Linked DNA regions of Homo sapiens: all the other regions are linked to region 3. The links are chromatin contacts, found by Hi-C or POLR2A ChIA-PET in ENCODE. All regions are on one chromosome and are shown on one strand. Each heading gives the region's core, a stretch centred on a gene start or an enhancer-like site at or near the end of the contact. The rest is flanking DNA. Distances are from core to core; before and after follow the strand shown. Region 1 holds the start of DEPP1 (DEPP autophagy regulator 1). Region 2 holds the start of ZNF488 (zinc finger protein 488). Region 3 holds the start of NCOA4 (nuclear receptor coactivator 4). Region 4 has its middle 140 kb from the start of GDF10.

Region 1 (4,073 bases), core at 1,570-4,069, 1.1 Mb before region 3:
TGCCTTGGTGGGTGGGCCCTCTGGATCTCTCCCGAGGATGATGATTGGCTAAAGGCTGCCCCGGCTAAAGGCTGCCCCACACGTTTGCCCAAAGTCAGGGACCTGCAGGTTTGAGACCACCACAGAGACACAGTGGGCTGTGACAGATACAAACATTTGTCTACAGTGCTCATAAATGCAGCTCCAAGTTCACATGCGCAGATTCCCAGCCCTTGCAGGGTGTGAAGAACATTGCTGATGTCCCCATTTTATAGATAAGGAAACTGGGTAATTGCTTGTCTGAAACTTTTTCCTTTTAATATGGTTTACATTCTATCTCCAGAGAAAACACACTTAACAGAAGACAGAAAACATTTAACAAATCCAAAGCAATTAAAAATAGCCACAAAAAAAGAGAATAACCTAGACTGACAGCTCACAGAGCAAGGAGGTGGCAGAGACCTGCCCAGGTGAGCTTGGCTGTTGCCCCCAGCTCAATCTTCCTCCTCTCCTCTCTCTGTCCCTTCACCTCTGATCAGTCCCAGCCTGATTCCCGTTCCCTGATGCCTCACCTTCTTGCTGCCAGATGCCTCTAGGAACTAGGGTCCTTCAGACTCCAGATGCCCTGACCTGGGCCTTAGGACATCTTGACTTCCCCAGTGGACAGCTGGACAGTGCCCTGCTCTCACCCACAGCTGGGACCCTGACCATGCCATGAGGCCCCTGTGTGGAAGTGGTGTAGGGGTGGGGATGGTAGCACTGAGTGGTACAGATTCTATCTTGGCCCTCATCATGGGGGAACTCTCCCAATGCCACCACAGGACGTATGAGTTGTAGCCAGCAGAGTGCCCCAGTGGTGCCAGGTGACAGTCCCCCGGAATACATTAGTGCATTTGCTAAGACTCCATGTGTTCTCTTGGGCCTCACAGAACATGGGCTTTGAGGGTGGGAGCCAAGAGGCAGACTTGGGAGTGCCCGAGGCCTTGTTCTGAAACACCTGGGGGGCTGACACCCCCACTACCCTCACACCCCTACCACCAGTTTCCCCACCAGCGATGATGGTAGCTACTCAGCCAGTGGGCTCCTATATGCGGTTACACGTCAGAATGGCCTGGGAGGCAGGTGCCAGTAATTATCCCTATATTACCCATGAGAAACTGAGGAACACAGATGTTAAGTAAGTTGCTCAAGGTGATCAGCCAGCAAGGGTCAGAGCGAACGGGATTGGTAACATCTCCTCATGTGAAACAGGCTGTTATCATATTCAGAGGGGGTCGGTCTCACTGTGAACTGCCCAAGCAGGGGCCTCTGCAGAAAAGCATTTCCCTTTCAGAGACCTGCCAGGGGCAGTGACCACCATGGAGGAGACGAGAGGAGATGCAGACCCAGCATGCTCTCTACAGAAGCCTTTACTGGGGAGGGGTCAGAGTTCATGGATCACCGGGAGGTGCGAGTAGAGTGTTCTGAGGACACTGCTGGGGCGGGGGCGGTGGCGGGAGGCCATGGCTTGGGCAGACTGCCCAAAAGTCCAGCTTCTTAGGTCAGAGCTCTGCTGCCCATCCTGCGGTGGTCTTGCCAGGGAATGCCCAGGCATCCTGGCTTCACAGAGCCTCCCTCTGGGGGCCCCCATGGGCTTGCTGCTGTCCATCTGTCTATGTGGACCCCAGAGGCCAGCAGAGGGGCCAGTCCTCCTTGGCAGGTCCCTCTGGCTTGGCTGCTTTTCCTGGGACTCCCCAAAAAGCCAGTCCAGGGGGTCCACAGTATCAGCCATGGGCAGTGTGGGCTGCTGGCCACTGAAACGTGCGGTGATGTCTCGCAGGGACACAGCAGGGCGGCCCTTCCGGCAGGCCTGGGCTGGCCTGTGGGGTGGCCTGGGTTGGCCCTGGGCCGTGGCCTTGTCCAGCACAGAGGTGGGCTGTGCCAGTCGAGATATAGACCTCACGTAGTCATCCAGGCTAGGAGAGGGTGGGGGCTCCTGTCCAGGACCCCCAAGCAGCATCTCCTCCGTGGTCTCCCGAATTGTGGGCAGATGGGCCACGGAGAGCAGAAGCCGGGACCTCATCACTCTGGCGAGAGGAGGTGGCAACCTGTTGGGAAACAGAAGCCTGGTGGTGAGGGCCTGCCATGCGTCCCACCGCCCCTCAGCGTCACCACACTCCTCTGGGGCTGCCTGTAGGAATCCGGTGCCCTGAGAGCAATTTGAAGTCTACAGAGCCCAGACCAGAGCTCCGACTGCTGGGATCTTTTCTTCCTGTTCAGGTTAAAAACCCCAAAGGCTTAAGATTTTATCATTATCGTTTCAGAATGTGCACAGATAAGAGAACCTAACCTAACAAACACTGGTCAGAGGAAGGCTGGGTTTAAAACCAGGATCGGCCACGCACTGACCATGGGACCTTTGGCAAGGCCACCTCTCCAGGCCTCCACTTACCCATCCATAAAACAGGGTTATAAATACCCCTGGCCGGGATGTTGTAGGAAATGCATGAAATAACCCCTGAATCCCTTTATAAATGCAAAGCCCTCTACAGACAGCCCTGGTCTCTAACCCATAGGGAGGCTGTGCAAGTTCAGGCTGGGAATTGCCCTCAAAAATAAACAAAGCCCTTGTGTTTTGTCTCAAACCCAAGGGCAGCTGCTCTCTCTTACCTGGAGCTGAGGAGGTCTGGGGGTGGCAGGAGAATGGATGAGCAGGGACAGTCCAGTCCAAAGGAAGCCCCTGGGAAGCTTGGGGGCCGAAGGGTGGAGGGTCCGGCAGGGGGTCCAGCGTGGGGTCGCTGGGAGGAGGACAGTGCACTGAGTCTCACAGTCCACCGTAGCAGGCTCTTCCCTGAGCAGTGTGAAGAACCTTCGCAGGCAAGCTGCTTTTATACCTTCCCAGCAGCTATCAATCACTGTCACGAGGGCCAAAAATAGCCTGCTCGGAAGGCTGTCTTAGGAAAACAGCTTGGTGGGCGGGGCCTGGCCCAGCTGCCAGCTTGGAGGTGTTTTTCTGCCTGTAGGAGGCTGGGGAATGTTTACGCTGCAGGGCAGGAAAGGGGTGGGTTCACTGCTGGTCAAGTAGGGGCACTGGGAGAGGGAGGGGTTCCACTGGGCCCTCACAGGTAGCCCCAGGGCCACCCCTGCCCCAAAGCTTGTTTCCCACTCTGTGTTACACCACCCCATCATGACTCCTGTGAAGTTGGGCCAGGTCCTTGGCAACTTTGATGAAAAATCAGCAGCACAGGACCCCAGTCTGGAGGCAGCTGAGGCTGGGTCCCTAGGCCTGCTCCTAGGAGAGACACACCCTGCTCGCAAGGGACCAAGGGCGGTCTGCGGGGTCTGACCCTGGTCTTCTTACACCCCAGATGGGGTGCTTTCGGAGGATTTGTTTGTTTACTTGTTCACCAGATATGAGGTGCTAGTGTGTGCTGTGAATGCACTAAGCACAGCAAACGTAGCAGCGGACAAAGGTGTGGCCCCCTGGAGCTCATATTCTAGTAAGGGAGGAGATCAAGCCAGAGATGAATGGGTGCTGTGATTCAGGCAACAGCAAGAACTGCCTGAAGGAAAGCAGCGCAGTGGCATGCTGTGGTGGGCTGCCGCCACAGGTACAGTGGTCAGGGGTGTCTTCCCTAAGAGCAGATATTGGAGCAGAAACCTGAAAAAAATGGGAAAATGCACATTCCAGGTGGCAGGGGCAGCACGTGCAAAGCCCCTGTGGTGAGGGCGCGCCGGACAGACATGCTCAGGGCACAGCAAGGGGCCTGCAGACTGGCCCATGTAGGAGGGGGTCAGTGGACCTTGGGGTGGATGCTGTGTTTCCCTCTAGGAGGGAGGGAAAGACTGCAGGGTTTGAACAAGGGCACTGCAGTCTGGCTTCTGCTTCAAAGGATCGCTGCAGCTGCTGGGACTGGGCTGGGGCTGGGGCTGGGGGGCTGCCAAGGAGCACCTGGGCAACATTAGAAAGCCACTGCATCTGTCCAGGAGTGACCATGCCAGCAAAGGAGGCTGCCAAGGATGAGAGAGGCAGCCCCTGGGAAGCTCCTGCACTCCCCAGACAGGCCACAGATCCTCTGCCCCAGCCACAGCCCCACCTGGAACACGCCTGCCTG
Region 2 (3,915 bases), core at 615-3,114, 1.4 Mb after region 3:
TTTGTCTTTTTTTTTAAATAATTGGTGTGATTATATGTTTCAAACAAAAGTTGCCACCTCTTGGATGTCTGAAAAGAAATCTGCCAAGCAAAGCAGACACGATGATTCTAAATCATTTGCAAAGTCTTTTATCCCTCCCCCCAGAATCCGCATATGTTGGGGATCAGGGATTAGATATAAAGGCAATTTAACTTTTTAAACCAGAAAAAAGCCTCACAAATCACAGTTCCATGCACATACCTATGAATTTGTCCAAAATATCTAGCATATGCAAATTCTTTCACTGAACACACTGCAATGCACCTTCATCATACTTAATTTCTGTTTAATTCTGTGTGATTTATCTACGGCCAAATTTCCATTTCTGTATCAATCAAAAGTAAATTAGTTGAATTTTCATTAAAGGTCATAATAAACTACAATATCATGTTAACTTATTTCCAAGAAGTGAAAGCTTCAACCTTTATTGGTAATTAAGATCTTTACAAACAAACAAGGGCTCTTTTATAACTTAGTGCATATATATTATGTATTTGTGTGTGTTTGAACATATAAATATGTATGTGTCATAAAATATCATTAAAAACTAAATCACATATCTCTGATAAGATTACATTGTAACCAAGAAACAAAAAATTGCCTCGATATAGTTCTATTTTATCCCTCAAAAAGAATGAGACTTGATTTTCTAGAGTTCGTCCCTTATGCATCTACGACAATCTTTGATACTAACAGGAAATATTTTCCCCTTGGCCCTCCTATCTAATGTACATAAAATCATTACTTTCAAATGCCATAATTACTGCCATAAAATGTCTAATGTCTCCCTCAGGAGTAATTAATTTCATTTCTGTACATCAGTGGCATTGGCAACTACATATTTTAGAAATTTACTGTTAATTTCTTATTTCCAGGCTCCCTCAAATGTTTCAAAGCCCTGGCCTCCCACTGTCTTCCTACAACCCTGCTCTGAATCCTGTCCCCTCCCTCCCCTGCACCTGGCATTGCATAGCCTGCCCAGAAGGCAGGTGTGGGTGGGAACGCCCCCTAAATGCTTCTGCAAGGCTTAGCTTCCTGCTGTGCTGTCTGTGTCTATTAGTAAAGGCAAAATGTCAAGGAAAGGATTCAATCAACCCCTTGTCTCTAAAACCAGGTATGTTCTTTTAGCTCATTCTAAAAACTCATTATAATGTGATCATTTGGTATTGTTTTGTTTCCCAGGAAAGGCAGTGAACAGGATACATGTCCAGATCTTTGGATATAATCTGTTGGAGAAAGGATCTGGGGCTGATGCATGGTTCTTACCCTACTGCCCAGCGCAAGCCCGGGCTGAGAATAACAGCAACACAGGATAAACCCCGGGAGAGACAGTGGGAGGGAGGAAAACAACTGCAGCCTGAAAGTCACCCTAGGAGAAAAATTCATAGGCAGAATTCTTGAGTGCTGAAAAAACAGGGGGGAGAGGGAGAAGGTAGGGGAGAAGAATAAACAAAGAGAGGAAAAGAGAGAGGGAGAGAGACTGACACAGAAGAAAATGAAAACAGGAAGACAATAAAGAAGAGATAGAGGAGAAAAAGTGAGAGAAGAGAAAGGGAACAGAAACGGGGATGGGACTCGGAGACGACGTGGGAGAGAGAGGAAGCTGGCGACATTGGGAAGGAAAGGACCCCACAGTCAAAGGCAGGACTCAACAACCCTGTCCTGGGGAAAGGCTGATGTGGAAGTGAGATGGACCCCGCCGCCCGCGCCCGCTCGCGGCTCTGTCCCTGCAGACAGGAGGGTGCGCCTCACCTGGGCTCTCTGGAGATGTGGAGCAAGAGGTGCTGGTGCAGCACAGCCTCCTCCCGGCCAAGAGCACTGCGCGTGGCTCTGAACTTGGCGCCGGAGCCCTGAGGGCGGCCAGATCCCGCCCCCAAGCCGCTCCCGCCTTCGGGGCGTGGTCTCGGCGTCGCCCACCCCCAGGGAAGCTCCAGCCTTCGGGGCGGGGCTTGCGGGTGGGCGGCCCCGGCAGGGGAGGGTGCCGCTGGCCAAAGAACTCACAACCCCGGGAGAAAACCCCCTTCTGACCCTCTGGGCTGCCCGGCCCTTCCCCGGCTCAGCTCCGCGGAGATGCCCCCAGCTGGCTTGGTCAGGGCCGGGCGCCATCGCCTGCGGGAGGGCGAGGGCGTTCTTTGGAGGCGGTGCCTGCTCTCGCCTACGCCCTCTGGTCCTGGGCGCCCGACCTCTCGCTCCTGGGCCCGCGGGGCCTCGGCGATGCGGGCGAGGGCTGCGCGCGGTGCCTGCGGCTCCAGTCTGCGCCGAGGACCCCCACGGCCTCCTGGCCCTCCTTCCCCCAGCAGCCTGGCGGCCGCTCGATCGGCACCTCCCCCCGCCGGAATCGCCCAGCTCCCCCCGGGAGCGCCCGCCGCCTCTGCTCCCCAGACCTCAGCTGTGACCACGCAACGCTCTGCCAGGAAGGCGGACTCCGCGACTCGGGCCATGGTGGAAAATGACAGTTAAAGTGCGTTAAAATTAAGAACTTATACTTTGATTAAAAAACAACAAACGGAGTGAAAAAGCAAGCCACACACTGAAAGAAGATACTTGCAGCAATTGATAAAGGATTAGTATCCAGGATATATACTTTTAATGAATTAGTGTGAAAGAGAGGAACACCCAAAGCAACGAATGGACACAGACATGAATAGGCACTTCAAAGAGGAACCACTAACGACCAAAATCATGTGAAAGGACGAAGTCTCTAGAGTAATTAGAAAATGCAAATTAAGACCACAAGGAGATGTTTAATCATTAGGCATAAATGTTAAAATATAATAATACCAACTGTCATGGAAGGCATGAAGCAAGGGAACCCTAATATGCTGGGGCGAAGTACACCCAATTTCATTTATTATAAAAGACCACTAATTTAAGATATTCTATTATACTAAATACAGCTCCAAAAGAGGGGGAAAAAACTGACAACCAACCAACTCAAATGCTTTTCATCACTTGTAATTTTTAAGTTATATAAAGAAAGATCTATTTTAGACTGTATTAATCCATTCTCACACTGCTATAAAGAATTGCCTGAGACTGGGTAATTTATAAAGGAAAGAGGTTTAATTGACTCACAGTTCAGCATGGATGCAGAGGCCTCGGGAAACTTACAATCATGGTGGAAGTGGAAGCAAAACAGGTCCTTCTTCACAGGGTGGCTGGAAGGAGAAGAATGAGAGAAGTGCAGAGTGAAGGGGGTAAAAGCCCCTCACAAACCCATTAGATTGCCTGAGAACTCACTCACTATCATGAGAACAGCACAGGGCAACCACCGCCATGATTCAATCACCTCCCAGTAAGTCCCTCCCCCTACATATGGGCATTACAATAAGGACTATAATTCAAGATGAGATTTGGGTGGGGAAACAGAGGCAGGCCATATTATTCCACCCCTGGTCCTTCTCAAATCTCATGTCCTCATATTTCAAAACACAATCATGCCTTTCGAACAGTCTGCCAACGTCTTAACTAATTCCATCATTAACCCAAAAGTCCAAGTTCAAAGTCTCATCTGAGACAAGGCAAGTCCTTTCCACCCATGAACCTGTAAAATCAAAAGAAAGTTATTTCCTAGATATAATGCAAGTACAGGCATTGTGTAAATACACCCATTCCAAATGGGAGAAATTGACCAAAACAAAGGGACTACAGGCCCCATGCAAGTTTGAAACCCAATAGGGCAGTCATTAAACCTTAAAGTTCCAAAATGACCTCCTTTGACTCCATGTCTCACACCCAGGTCATGCTGGTGCAAGATGTGGACTCCCACGGCCTTGGGCAGCTCTGGCCCTGTGACTTTACAGGGTACAGACCCCCTCCCAGCTGCTTTCTTGGGCTGCCTTTGAGTGCCTGTGGCTTTTCCAGGCACAAGGTGCA
Region 3 (4,181 bases), core at 517-3,016:
TCCATCAGCAGCAGCAATGACTGGCTCTGAATGCTAACACTATGTGAGGGAAAGTATTATAAAACACTAACTTAGGGACTCTCAACCGGGGGAGGGATATGTGTCAGGATATCCTATGGAGTTTTATGAAACCCCTACACCGGATCCTGAGATTCTGGCACAGCTATACTGATTTAATAAAAAAAAAAAAAAGGGGGGGGTGAGGGGTACTATGTAGTTCTAAAATATCTTCTCTCCCTTTGAGAAGGACATCTTCCTCCCCTTCCATAGCTCAACATGTTTTTCCATTTCCGAAATGCCTGTTTGCACAAAGGTAATAATGTAATTGTAGAGATTTATTTAGATAAAAACTACCACAAAACTTTCAAAGAGTAGGATTTTCCTTAGAGACCCAAGGACAAAGGCTCCCTGGAAGGCAGGAAAGGAGAAAATGAAAGGAACGTTATTGTGCTGGACTTTACATACATAATCTCATTTACTTATCTGAACAAATCTGCAAGCTAGCAAATCTTCAAATGAGAAAACCAAGTAAATTGCCTAAGCCACTGCATCCTTAGGGTAAGTCTTTCTCAAACGGTCTCAAGTACTTTAAAGTTTGGAAATGTCACACTAGGATCTCGGTATAAAAATGGGCCAACTATGACTTCCTGTGCCATCCTCATTCCAATAAGTAACTCAAGAGTCTCTATAAACTTAGTTCCAAATTACCAAGTGCGTGGTGGAAAGCTAAGTCCATCCAAAAGGCAATTACTGTGGTGAACCCGACCCTGATTAGAAAGTGACACAAAAAGGCACAGTTAAAAGTAAAAAAGCTCTGCCTTTGGGGTCAGATAAATTCAGCACTCTGACTTCTGTCATTCTACTTCTGCCATTCTTGATGGCATCATTCCATGTTAAATCCCGTGCCACGTAAGATTATGATTATTGTTTTCCCCACAACAAGAATTTAGTTCCATGAGAATTAGGTGTCCATTTTTTTCATTGCTATCCTCAACATCCTGAACATACAGGCACCAAATAAATGATTGCTGGTGGAATGAACCAATGAATGAGCAAGCCTTACTCTTCTCAGCTGTAAAACAGAGATAATCAAGCTACTTTTCGGGATTATTGGGAGAATTAAATGTGACAGTATGTGTTTGGCACACAGAGGGCCAAAAAAACCCAATATCTTCTTTGCATTTCCACCTGACAAGCTAGAAATGGATTATGTTCTGTGCCCGTCCGGCAAAACAGACCTCGCCTCGCCCCACATCCAAGCAAGAGGCGAGAGAAACAGGAAACTTGGAGCTGTCACACCTAAAGAGAGGGGAAGGCCGGCGGGGAGCAGGAGGTGTCCGAGCCGGGTGTGAGGAGGGTCGGGGAGGAAAGGACAGGCCCACGGCCGGGCACGAGGAGGGTCGGGGAGGAAAAGACAAGCCCGGGCCCGGCGTGTGGCGGGAAGGCGAGAACGTAGGCCCGGGCCCGGCGTGTGGCCGGAAGGGGAGAAGACAGGCCCGGGCCCGGCGGGCAGGCAGGAAGAGGTGCCCGGGCCTGGCGTGTGGAGGGGAGGGAAGGGAAGGAGAAGGCAGACCGGTCCCGGTGTCGGTCGGGTCGGGAAGGGGCGGACAAGCCCGGGCCCAGCGGGCCAGCGGTCATCGAGCCTCCACCCGGCCCACAGCGTTCTTACCAGGTCCGAGTGCCTCTCCAGGCGATCCGAGGAGACCTTGGGTGGACTGAGACACGGCCCCACACTAACCTACGGCCCAAAGGCAGAGTTCTCGCGACAACACAATCTTCCTCCCACACCTCTCGCCATACGTCTGACAGTCTCGCGAGATCTCCGCTCGGGTCAGCCAGAAGCCCTTGACTGCCCTCTAGGAGGCGCAGAGCGCAGGCGCACACTCCCTCCCCGCCCTTGCAGTGTCCTTTAGTCCTTCGTGAATAAATCGAAATTAAATGAAGCAAATGCTTTTTTGAAGGCAAATTTGGTGCCAAGGACCATCCTAAGTGATTCAGATGGCCTCACAAGGTAGATATTATTTAGTTTGAACATTCAGATGCAAAAATGAATATCGTAAGACACAAAAGGCCATATGTTGTATGATTCCACCTTTGCCACATTTGTTTTTCTAAGGATTGAGTTAATAGGCCGGGAGCAGTGGCTCACGCCTGTAATCCCAGCACGTTGGGGGCCGAGGCGGGCGAATCACGAGGTCGGAAGATGGAGAGCATCCTGGCTAACACGGTGAAACTCCTTCTCTACTAAAAATACAAAAAAATTAGCCAGGCGTGGTGGCTCGCGCGTATAGCCTCAGCTATTCGGGAGGCTGAGGCAGAACTGCCTGAACCTGGGAGGCAGAGGTTGCAGTGAGCCGAGATCGCTCCACTGCACTCCAGCCCGGGCGACAGAGCAAGACTCCGTCTCAAAAAAAAAAAAAAAAAAAATTGAGTAAATAAATAAATGGCAGAACCCAGATTCTTTTTTTCTTTTCTTTTTTCTTTGAGACAGGGTCTGACTCTGTCGCTCAGGCGCAGTGGCGCAATCTCGGCTTGCTGTAACCTCTGCCTCCTGTGTTCAAGCGATTCTCCTGCCTCAACCTGCTGAGTAGCTGGGATTACAGACATGCGCCATGATGCCCGGTTTTTAAATTTTTTTGTAGAGACAGGGTCTTGCTGTGTTACCCAGACTGGTCTCAAAGTCCTGGGCACAAGCGATCCTCCCACCTGATCTAGGATTACAAGCATGAGCCACCACGTCCAGCCTACAGCCCAGATTATAACCCACATTATTTACTTGTGACTAGATGTTAAATAGCACTTCTTTCTGTCTCAGTTTTGACAGAGGTCCTCCATACTCAGTTGCCAACTGCTTCCCCACATTCCGCAGCAAAGGAGGTGATCATAGCAGGGTTTTATGGATCTCATCCAAGAGTGACTCTGCTACAAGGGGCAAGGCAACCTCATTAGAAAACAATAGGAGACATAGATTACGATGCAGAAGCTAAGATAACAGTCATAGGCTGTGAGTGGAAGGGGAGCTGTGGAGAGAGAAGCCCACAAAAGTCCCATGAGGAAGTCAGCCTAGAACATGACCTCAGGCAGAAGGAGCCCTTAACTCTCCTGTCCCCCATTCCCTCTCAATTCAGATGCAGCCCCTGGAATGAGACTTTGTGTAACTCAAAATGTAACTCAGACCACTTTTTTAAATTATCTGAAGGTGAACAAGAAAGCTAAGGGACCTGTCTAGATTGCTCAACTGGCCCACATAGCATGTTTAAACAGATAGGGGACAGGGGAAAATAAAGCTCTTTATCAGTTGCCCACTGATTGTTCAACAGATGACTGTTTGCTCATTTCTGATCTGTCACGTACACACAGCTGAGTCCAAGCCCCAGGAGAACAGGGTTCTCTCCTGAAATCTCTCTGGTTCACTGCTGTATCCCCAGGTCTAGAGCACTGCCTGGCCCAGGTGCTCAGTACAGACCTGTTGAGTGAACAGATGTTCTTTAACACAGAAACAGTTAAAAGAGAATCAATGTTGTCGTTGTCTTAAGCCACTAAGTTTTCGGTGGTCTGTGTGTAGCAAGAGGTAGCTGATGCTGGGGCCTTGCACCCAGGCCACTCTCCATCTGCAAGGCAGAGCCCCTGGCCTTTAATTCCCCTCGGGCTGCATGTGGTCTTGGGGGCACTTTCTTCAGGCTTGTTCTAAGCTGTTTTACAGGCTTGTTCTAAGCTGTTTCTTGTTCTAAGCTGCTTTGACCTCAAGCAAACACAGAGGAATGTGGGGGACACATCATAGAAGACACTTCCTGATGAAGAGGAAGGAGGGATAAACAGGAACACCGTAAAGAAAAGAAGGGATCTAATTCCAGCTTGAAGACACACATTTTTTTCATCGTTCACCAGACAGCAGGACACGGGCAGCAGAGTGCAGACATCAGAAACAGTAAGAGTGGCAGTGGTCCCCTGAGTAAGGGATGCACAATGACCTATTATAGAGTTTAGGAAAAATAGAACTTTTATTCATATGTATTTTGTTTTGTTTTGTTTTGTTTGGGTTTGGGTTTGTTTGTTTGTTTGCTTGTTTTTTGAGACGGAGTCTCACTCTGTCACCCAGGCTGGAGTGCACTGATGTGATCTTGGCTCACTGCAACCTCCGCCTCCCGGGTTCAAGTGATTCTCCTGCCTCAGCCTCCCGA
Region 4 (4,271 bases), core at 1,689-4,188, 1.1 Mb after region 3:
TCCATCAGCAATGTGTGAGTGACCCCGTTTCACCAGATGCTTGCCAGCATTTGTATGGTCACTATTTTTTTTTTTTTGGCCATTTTGGATAGGTGTGTAATGATATACCATGGTGGTTTTCATTTGCATTTCCCTAATGGCTAATAACCTTGAACATCTCTTGATGTGCTTATTTGATAAATGTATATCTTCCTCAGTAAAATATCTCATGACTTTTTCCCATTTTCTGATTTGATTGAATTTTTTACTATTGAATTTTAAGACTTTCTTACATATTCTAGATACTATGATGTTGTCATACGTGATGTTTGCAAACATTTTCTTTCAGTCTGTGGCTTTTAAAAAAGTTATCAATAGGCTTTTTGTAGAGCAAAAGTTTTTATATTTAAGAAGTCCAATTTATCAATTTTTCAATTTATGGGTTGTGCTTTTGGTATCAAGTCTAAGAATCCTTTATCTCATCCCATATCCTGATGATTTCCTTCTATTTTCTTTTAAGTCTTATAGTTTCATGTTTTATATTTAAGTCCATTATTTATTTATTTATTTTTATTTTTTTAGAGGGAGTCTCGCTCTGTCGCCCATGCTGGAGTGCAGAGCCGTGATTTAGGTTCACTTCAACCTCCACGTCCCGGGTTCAAGTGATGCTCACCTCAGCCTCTTGAGTAGCTGGGATTACAGGCACGTGCCACCATGCCCACCTAATTTTTGTATTTTAGTAGAGACGGGGTTTCACCATGTTGGCCAGGCTGGTCTCGAACTCCTGACCTTAGGTGATCTACCCGCCTCAGCCTCCCAAAGTGCTGGGATTACAGGCGTGAGCCACTGTGCCTGGCCCATGATGTATTTTGAGTTAATTTTTGCAAAGGGTGTAAGACTTAGGTTGAGGGTTTTTGGCTTTTTTTTTTTTTTTTTTTGCCTATGAATATCTAATTACTTTAGCACCATTTATTTAAAAGGCTCTTTTCTGCAATGAATTACTTCCACATTTCTGTCAAAGATTAGATAAGCATATTTTTCTGGATCTGTTTCTTGGTTATTTATCCTATTGTATTGATCTATCTATGTGTCTAGCCTTCCACCAATACCACACAACCTCAGTTACTATAGGTATACAATAAGTTTTGAAATCAGATAGACTGATTCTTCTCACTTGATTGTTCTTTAAATTTTTTGATTTAGTTATTCAAGTTTTTGTGCCTTTTCATTGAAATTTTAGAATAATTTTCCCCTGCCAAAAAAATATAAATCTTGCTAAGGTTTTGATAGAATTGCATCAAACCTGTGTGTCAATTTGGGGAGAACTGACATCTTCAGTTCACTGCATCTTCCAGCCTATGGTATGTCTTTCCATTTGCTTAGATCTTGTTTGATTTCTTTAATCACTATTTGTAATTTTCAGCATGCAAGTCCTATGCATATTTTGTTAGATTCACATCTAAGTATCTTATTTTTGAGCAATTATAAATGGTATTGTATTTGATATATTTGTTTAAAATAAAACTTTGTTGTTCCATAAATGAAAAACAGTTATCACTTCTCATAAAATAGGGAATAACTACAAAATCTATATAATTTAACAGAAAGAAAACACACTTTTTAAAAAAATGGTCTGTGTGCTTTATAAAATCAGCGCATGGACCACCAATCGTGTATGTGCCACACTTTGGAACGCAATCAAGCCTCCAGTGGTTCATGACTCACCACACCAATAAGACATTCCTAGAATATAGCTGTGGGTGCCTTACATAAAAACCCTCAGGGCTGGGAAACTCAACACCTCGGCAGCTCATTCTATAGTCAGACAGTTCTGATTGTTGAGAACTCCTTTCTTTGGTTGAGCTGAAACCTATAGTCCTGTGATTCCCGCTGGTTCCAAGTTCTGGGGTAGAGGGCCAGATGGTGCTGGTGCCTTCAATGTGCCTCCAACTATGACTTGGACAGTGTGCTCTCCTTGCCTGCAGGACGCCACTTTCAGGAACTGGGCAGTATTCGTAAGCCCTGGAGTCTTACTAACTGGCTTCAGATGTCTTGTCTACCGTCAGTGCCCCAGCAGCCCTTCAACTGGCTGGGAGGTGACCACGACATCAGCCTTCAGTTGTCCCTCTGTCCCACCATGCTGCCCAGATCTGGTAGACCTCAGGCATGTTTATTTTTGCAGCCCAGGTATCCTCTCAGGACATGATGGAGGAAATAAATCAGTTTGTTATTCATTCAACCCACCCTCAAGTGAGCAGGGGACTCTTCCAGAATCTGGGGACAGCTTGAGGCATAAAGTGCAGCCCCCACCCTGCAGCACTCAGAAACACGTGTTGGTGACAATCACGCACTCATGAATCACCAAGGCTAACATGAACTCTATGCAAAGAGCTGCAGGCAACCAGAAGAGGCAGCAGCCACGTTTCCCTGCAGTGCAGGGGACATCCAAGAGTGCTTGATCTTTACAAGGACCTAAAAGGTAGAGACATTTATTCCCATTCTATAGTTAGAAGACTGAGACTTATACATAGTTTTCCAAGATCTCAAAGTCAGTAAATGACAGAAACAGTTTTGGCTTTCAAAGTCCTAGCCCCTTTTTCTTATTAAGCAAATGGAAGGCTCTCAGTACTTGTTGAATGAATGAAAAGAGGTAGAAATGAATTCTACACTGTCTGCCAAGAAGTTTCCTCAGAGGCAAGAAAGAGCAATTGTGCTCATGCATCCTTCCGTGGGGCTCTGCAGTACTCCTTCCCGGCTTGCCCTGGGAACCCCAGAAGAACACCTGTACCCACAGCCTTGGAGGAGCCCCTCCCTCTGTGGGAGGCCTGGAGCCTCTTGGCATTACCGGGCTGGGCTGTTGATTTTGTTCAGTCACACTCACCCAGGGAATGACTTTGATAGACAGTTTTGTCTGAACCTGGTCCTCGGAGGCTGGGGGTTAGTAGGAAGTATGTAAGAAAGCCTGGGGCAGGGGGAAGAGCAGCCCCAGAGTTCACAGCACGACATCTGCTGCCCAGAGAGGTGAAGTACTTTGTGCAAGATACACGTCTATCATACAAGGAGCCAAGATTTGGACCTGAGGTTTTCCTGGGCCCTTCCCACATGCCCCCGGCCTCTGCAGAGATTCAGAGGAACGAATGGGAAGGAGCAGCCAACCCGACCGCAGCGTGATCACGAGAAGGAGGGCTCTGCTGTGCCCTGTGAGGCCACCCTAGGGCCCCTGGGGCAGAGAGCTCGCGTGTGTCTCTGACTTGCCTGATGGTCACTGCCAGGCTGCCTTGCCTGCCTTCAGAGCTCTAGACAGAGGCCCCTTTAAACTTCCTCCTCGGCCGGGCCAAGACGCTGCAACAGCTCAGCGCGGCTCCCAGCGAACCCCGAGTGAACCCTCGGGGCTTTATTTTCATTTCTTCTTGGCAGGACGTAACTTCCTGCTTCTAAGAAAAACATCTTTAAACAGAGCCACGAACGGTTCCAGGGTGTCCCGCACATCCCCCGCTAGACGGAACAATAGCGCAATGAGCTGCGTGGAGTGGATTGGAAGCACATGGAGCCTGTTTCCTTTCAAAATCCCCCAGGGGCTCAGCCTGGAGGAGCCAGGGTGTTTGATAAATCATGCTGGAACTTTTATCAGGTCCAGTGTGTGTGAGCAAAAGCCAGAAGGGGAGGGAGGGGGTCCCCTAGGGCCCCCAGAATCCGGGCCAACTGGAGGCCTAGACAAGAGGAGGGATCTGAGTCTTGAGCACCTACTGCATGCGCCTGAGGTGCTGACTCATCCAGGGCCAGCGGGAGAAGTGCCCCAGGACCTGCCCTGAGCCCTGTGGAGGCAGAGACACAGCTGTCATAGACCAGGCGCCACTGGGGAATGTGGTAACCAGGAGGAAGGGTCACTGGGTAAGGGGGCTTCACTGTTACCTGTGCACTCTCCTAGTACGTGCCTCTTCAGACCAAGCAGAGGGGAATTTGTGCAAGCCCAGGAGGAGCCTTCTGGATTCTTTTCCTTTCTTTTCCTGCAGTACCGGTATATCAGGGCCTGGCCTCAGCCCAAAGCGTCAGGGAGCTCAGAGCGAAGTCTGGCCTTGGGTCCTGGGGAAAACATGGAGGCATGGAGTAGGGCGGGAAGGGGCAGTGAGGAGCCGAGGAAGGAGGCTCTGGGAGTCTTAGGGGTCTTGGCAGCATGGAAGTGAGAGGTGAAGCCAGCTGGTCTTCTGGGTCGGGTGGGGACTTGGAGAACTTTTCTGTCTTGCTAAAGGATTATAAACACACCAATCAGTGCTCTGTGTCTAGCTTAAGTT

Evidence for each region. A loop is a pair of places that touch in the nucleus more often than their neighbours do. ChIA-PET counts read pairs that join two places held with the same protein, here RNA polymerase II (POLR2A). Pooled maps may share reads with other maps.
Region 1: a map of Right ventricle myocardium inferior shows a loop between it and region 3 (3-fold over the local background). The contact joins the promoter of DEPP1 here to the promoter of NCOA4 in region 3. A Hi-C loop is called at or near these places in 2 of 168 maps with a recorded cell type or tissue (CD14-positive monocyte and Right ventricle myocardium inferior), 3 of 37 single-sample maps with no recorded cell type and 7 of 50 pooled maps. POLR2A ChIA-PET finds 5 or more read pairs at or near these places in 1 of 52 experiments (HepG2).
Region 2: a map of CD8-positive, alpha-beta T cell shows a loop between it and region 3 (29-fold over the local background). The contact joins the promoter of ZNF488 here to the promoter of NCOA4 in region 3. A Hi-C loop is called at or near these places in 1 of 168 maps with a recorded cell type or tissue (CD8-positive, alpha-beta T cell) and 9 of 50 pooled maps.
Region 4: a loop to region 3 is called in a map of ascending aorta, with 3 times the contacts of the local background. The contact joins the enhancer-like site here to the promoter of NCOA4 in region 3. A Hi-C loop is called at or near these places in 1 of 168 maps with a recorded cell type or tissue (ascending aorta) and 2 of 50 pooled maps.

What each region holds. Positions count from the first base shown.
Region 1 is chr10:44,975,990-44,980,062 of GRCh38, forward strand. DEPP1 (DEPP autophagy regulator 1) reads right to left here and starts at 2,820. Exons shown (of 2, transcript NM_007021.4): 1 at 2,629-2,820; 2 at 139-2,066. The coding sequence starts at 2,041. The coding sequence ends at 1,403. The region is part of intron 3 of RASSF4 (Ras association domain family member 4); the gene reads left to right. RefSeq lists enhancers at 1-200, 2,792-3,086, 3,716-4,073.
Region 2 is chr10:47,382,429-47,386,343 of GRCh38, forward strand. ZNF488 (zinc finger protein 488) reads right to left here and starts at 1,865. Exons shown (of 2, transcript NM_153034.4): 1 at 1,792-1,865. RefSeq lists an enhancer at 1,772-2,271 and a silencer at 1,834-2,313.
Region 3 is chr10:46,028,857-46,033,037 of GRCh38, forward strand. It overlaps NCOA4 (nuclear receptor coactivator 4), which reads right to left and starts at 1,767. Exons shown (of 10, transcript NM_001145263.2): 1 at 1,670-1,767. LOC105378287 (a long non-coding RNA gene) reads left to right here and starts at 1,919. Exons shown (of 3, transcript XR_945923.4): 1 at 1,919-2,011; 2 at 3,733-3,928. RefSeq lists a silencer at 1,293-1,382 and an enhancer at 1,743-1,812.
Region 4 is chr10:47,162,598-47,166,868 of GRCh38, forward strand. No RefSeq gene overlaps it. Among named protein-coding and RNA genes, the nearest start is that of GDF10, 140 kb to the right of the region's middle. Within about 2 kb of position 2,939, at least 30 of the 41 ENCODE cell types and tissues checked have a DNase peak (open chromatin) inside an H3K27ac peak, as active enhancers do; they include ascending aorta, where a contact is called at or near this core.